Regions from separate parts of the Homo sapiens genome. Here region 1 is linked to region 2. The links are chromatin loops, found by intact Hi-C in ENCODE. Cell type or tissue: CD4-positive, alpha-beta T cell. All regions are shown on one strand.

Region 1 (2,500 bases), 290 kb before region 2:
CGAGACCCAGACAGCTTTGGAAGGATTGATCAAGCTGTCCTGTGCAGGTCACTTGGGCTGAGATGGCAGAATAAACTTGTTTTCCAGCCAGTCTCAAATCAGTCTCCTAATGACTTTAAGTAGAAATGAAGGCACAGAGTGTCTTTGCAATAGGACCCAGGAGACTAACCCCAGTCAGAAGGGAAACAAAGAACACCCCAAGAAGTAGAAGACATAGGCCCTGTGGGCTGTTTATACTTTCCCTAAATGTGGGTAGCAAAGGCTCAGTGGCATGGGCTGGCAGTCCTGCAGAGACAAAGTCCTCTAGCACTGCAGGCTCTGGATTGACATTGGGGTTTCAATGCAGCATGACAAACTAAGGGTAAGCAGTAAAGCACTTGTGCAAAGCAGGCTAGGTGGGGGCTGTGGGAGCTCCACTGAAAGGGGAGCCAGGATCAGCAATTGCTGATTATTGCCGCATGAAGAAGTAAGCATGCGCCTCTAGATCTTCCAGTGAAGGAGATAAATGGAATCCTGGTGTTCGTGGTAATTTTCTGGATCTGTAAATGTTGGTAACTAACATAATTTTTAATTCTCTGAGAACAGTCTGAAGAATTGATTTATCCATCAGGCTTCCCCTTTACTACCTCCAGGTGAGGGCTTTCAGGGAGGTCTAGCCTTCCACCTCACCCTCCTAACCTCACAGGAATCCTCTATAATTGCTGAAGGAGCTGCTCTAAATTAATGGCCACAGAAGAGAAGTGCCTGCTGAATGCACTGAGTGCTGCTTGAGGCAGGGAAGGAGGAACCAGCAGAGGATGTTCTAGTAAATTGGTCACCACGTGGTAGCAAGTGCAATGGATTGCTCCATCTCAAGGGCTCTCTTCCACCAGCCCAAAACAGCCAATTCCACCCAATTCCCATGAGGAAGGGAAGCTATCCAAGCACAGCTAGGCAGGCACGGTTCCAGCAGCCGGAAGAGCCTGTGTAAGGATTTTGAGGCAGCCAAGTATTTGGTCTTCTTGGGAAACCAAAGGAATACCCATGTGGCTGGATCAGGGTAAACTAGCAGGGTGAAGAGAAGGCAGGTGACAGTAGTGTGAGATAAGGCTAGAGCAGTGGGTTGGATCCCAGGGCCTGGGAGTCTGCAGCTGGGGTTGGTTTACAGGGAATCTTAGATCTTTGGCTGTAGTTGAAAAGGTAAATTAGATCAAGAAGGAGGATCAGTGAGCCGTATCCCAGGGCCTGGGGGTGCCATGTTAAGGATTTGGGCTTTATCCAAGAGCTATGGGGAATTACTGGGTGGATGCAAACAGGGGAACAGACTGACTTTATTTGTGTTTAAGAAAGATCATCATTTTAGAGCAGAGTTTCTCAACGTGGGCACTATTGATATTTGGGGCCAGATAATTGTTTGTTGTGGGAGGCTGTCCTGTACATTGTAGGAGGCTTAGCAGCATCCCTGGCCTCTACCCACTAGATGCCAGTAGTAACGCCTTCCCCAGTTGTGACAAGCAAAAATGTCTCCAGGCATGTCCAAGTGTCCCCTAGGGGACAGTATTGCCCCAGTTGAGATCCACTGCTTTACAGGATGGGTCCTAAGGACATCAGTGGTTGTAGGGAGACCAGTTAGGAGGTGATTACAGAAGCCCAAGGAAGAGATCATTGTGACTTGGACAAGTGTGTGGTTTTGAGAAAGAATAATGCTAACTTTCCTCACAACAACCTATTTGGTAGGTACTATCGACTACATTTTACAGATGAGGAAACTGAGGAACAGAGTTCAAGAAACTTTCCCATGATAAGAGAGCCAGGATTCAAGCAGACAGTTGGGATAGAATTGGGATATATTTTAGAACCAGAATCAATAGGACTTAGTGATGGTATAATGTGAGAGAAGGAAAGGGGAAATGACAAGGTTACTCCAGTTTGGGGCTTAAGTTGTGGTGGGTGAAGGTGAGATTTACTGAGTACAGCATACTATAAGAGGAACAGATTACTGGGGGACAGGAGAGGGAGTCAAAAATTCCATTCCAGGCAATGTTATATGGGGGACCAGAACACCAAATATGAAGGATTGTTGAGCTGAAGATAATTAAGAAGAAGCAGATGCAGGAAAGCTCTCTGCCCTCCCTCTACTTGCCTAAAAGCAGGATATAGATTTACGAAGACAAAAGGTATCCTGCCTCCACCCCTTCTACCAAGAAAAACAAAGATTAATCACTGAAGAAAATGGCAGATCCATACTGGCCAAGAGATGGTACCAGAGCTTTACTTACTAGCCTTTAACTGCAGTTTGCCTTTCCACAAGTTGCCACACCCATAGAGATTCAAGATCCTTTTCCTTTGACTTTTAATTTCTCTAAAAGTTTACTATTCTTTACTGAAGATGCTATTTAAGCTGGAATTCAAAGCCACCTCTTTGAGAACTCCTCACTTTCTGGGTGTCTCCTATGTACATGGAAAATATACATGTTTTAAAAGTTCTGTTTTTCTCTTGTTAATCTGTCTTTTGTCAAAG
Region 2 (2,500 bases):
ACTGTCCCTCCACCGAATGTTGATGGGTGACTGGCGATCGCCCCCAGGAACCAGGTCCACGCTCTCCCAGAGTGGATGCACTAGGAGAAAGCAGGTCAGGCTATTATCAAGACTGTCTACTATCTAGCATCACACATGAGGCAATTCCACTTCTGGAGACCCTGTCAAGGCTAATGGGAACTAAGAGCTTTAGCAATTAGCCATTCAGGGCCTTAAGCAGCTGACTAAAGCAAAGGCTAAAGACAAGTCAGAAAGCACTGTGCAGAAAAACAGCATTCTGCCATCTTGAAAACCCAACTCGTCTCAGTCTGCCTACTAAGCTCACCTAAACCAAGTGCAATCAGTCCTGTGATAACAGTAAAATGCATGGAGATTAGCGCCATGTGGAAATAGGTATTCATAAATGAGTTTCTTTTCTTCTTTGAGAATTTCCCAAGCCCCAAGCCCCCAAACTAGCTCTAAATACAAAGACAAACTAATTCGATTTTCAATAACAGACTCATTTAAAAAAAAAAGAAAGAAATGGAAGAACTTTGAGAAAGGAAATGTTCAATCAAGTATTGTCAGTGTTTAACTGGTTGGCTGGTAGAAAAAAAGACTTGTGTAGCCTGCATCCCATAAGATGCTCGCCCCACATAACTGTGCGTGCTGAGTTGAGTTCACCTCCTATGTAAGCAAACTCTGAGGACCAGGCAGCCATCCTGCAAAACCTGGGTAGAACATCGGCATTGCTAAGGTCCCTGGAGGTTGCAGTGTGTCACAGGGATGTGGAGATTATCTATTAAGGTGTACACATACAATTCATCCTCCATAGGCACTGAAGACATTGCTGATGCTGATTTTCTTCCAGAGTCAAGCACCAGGTCTCTGTAGCAAGTCCCTGGTAAGTATCAGTAGACTTGCTGGTAACACAGATTGGCCTGTTGAGATCCCCATGTGTGATGAGCAGAACCAATGTATATCAGTTTGGGGTGGTCCATTTCCCTGTCCTTTAGAAGTACCATGGATGGGTAGAATCAAGGACAATAGGAAAACTAGGAGAAACATGAATTGAGAGAAATCATTACCAATGACCCTCTGCATCTTGCCCCACCACTAAGAATGGGTCGAAGGATTTGAGAAATAACTAGGCAGCTCCCACCCAGTCAAATCCCCCGAATATGGCAGGGACATCCTCTTGTTTCCATAAAAACCAGAAACTTGCTTCTGGTTTACTCTTACAGGGGCGACAGTTCTCCTGCTTCAGTAGCAGCCCAAAGATGGAAGTTTAAAATCTTAGCCTTGGCTTTATTTTTGTGTGGTGGTAGGCAAAAGTGTCCTGGCAGTATAGACACTGAGCTCTCTTGGGAGCATCCAGACCAGTGGTCTCAACAAGGAGAGTGACTACGGCCCCAGAGGACATTTGGTAATATCTAGAGACATTTTTCATTGTCACAACTGGAAGAGGGTGCTACTGCCATCTAGTGGATAGATGCCAGGGATGCTGCTAAATATTCTACGAAGCACAGGAGGAAGCCACCAGTGCAAAGCGTTATCCAGCCCCAAATGTCAATAGTGGCCCAGGTGAGAATCTCAGTCTGCAGAAACTCAGAATATTCTTCTTTTTTTTTCCTATTTCTTCCTATAACATAGTATTCTCTTATCTCTAAAGAGATTTAAACCTAATTTAAAAAATTAATTTCAACTTTAACTATAAAGGGTACACATGCAGGTTTGGTATATGGAGTGACACTGAGGCTTGGGGTCCCAACAGTCCTATCACCCCAGCCAGTGAGCATAATACCCAACAGGTTGAACCCAATGTTTTCATTTTTCTTAGTATGAAAGAATTCCTTATAATAGATTTACAACAGAAAACAGAAAAAATACAACAGAAAAAGAACAATAATTTTCTGTTAAATTTAGGAGCCAAAAATTAAAAATGCATTTGAACTGGCACAATATTTCAATACTATAAATCTGATTGGAATGCAGATTCCTTCTAGAAAGCCCTTGAAAGGCCCTGATTATATTTTAAAAGATTCCTGACACAAAGAGACTACGCACCTTCCCCTCAGACACTCAGACTGTGGTTGATAATGTGAGAATTCACATTCTTCAAAGCCATTCAATCAGGGTCTACCATGAAGACTAGGGAAGAACTGGAGTGACGATCAGCTCCCTAAGACGATGCCTTGGTCATCCTTAATTGTTCCCCATCTCATTCATGAAATGGGAAGTATCAACACTCAGACTCATGCAAATACCAGCCCAAGAAAACTGAGCCTGTTCCTTCAATTGCTCTTTAATGACCATAATGACACGATCAGTTTATGCCCTTGAGTTTACAAGTTCAGCTTCCAGAAGGTTTCTTTCCTCCTACCCACCTCCTCCTTTTTAAACAAAGACCATCTAGGCTAGACCATCCAACCCACTGTGGGGAGAGGTGGTCCTTGGTCATTATCCCCCTATTGAAGCCAACTTTTTGCCAAGGGCTTGTTTTGCTAATGATAAATTCACA

What was found. Hi-C counts contacts between places; a loop is a spot of excess contacts. Peaks named below come from ENCODE experiments on the same cell type or tissue, not always from the same donor. Only the 100,000 strongest peaks of a DNase experiment are listed, where the experiment ranks them.
Region 1: it touches region 2 in a loop (4-fold over the local background); 16 of 110 quality-filtered maps call a loop at or near these places.

The regions. Positions count from the first base shown.
Region 1 is chrX:15,972,518-15,975,017 of GRCh38, reverse strand. No RefSeq gene overlaps it. Among named protein-coding and RNA genes, the nearest start is that of AP1S2, 120 kb to the right of the region's middle. In CD4-positive, alpha-beta T cell, no CTCF peak of the experiment used is centred here; a DNase peak (open chromatin) is centred at 1,517.
Region 2 is chrX:15,686,241-15,688,740 of GRCh38, reverse strand. It overlaps CA5BP1-CA5B (CA5BP1-CA5B readthrough), which reads right to left. Exons shown (of 12, transcript NR_160544.1): 2 at 1-80. It also overlaps the pseudogene CA5BP1. Among named protein-coding and RNA genes, the nearest start is that of CA5BP1-CA5B, 12 kb to the right of the region's middle. In CD4-positive, alpha-beta T cell, a CTCF peak has its summit at 1,443 (motif pointing left); a DNase peak (open chromatin) is centred at 1,470.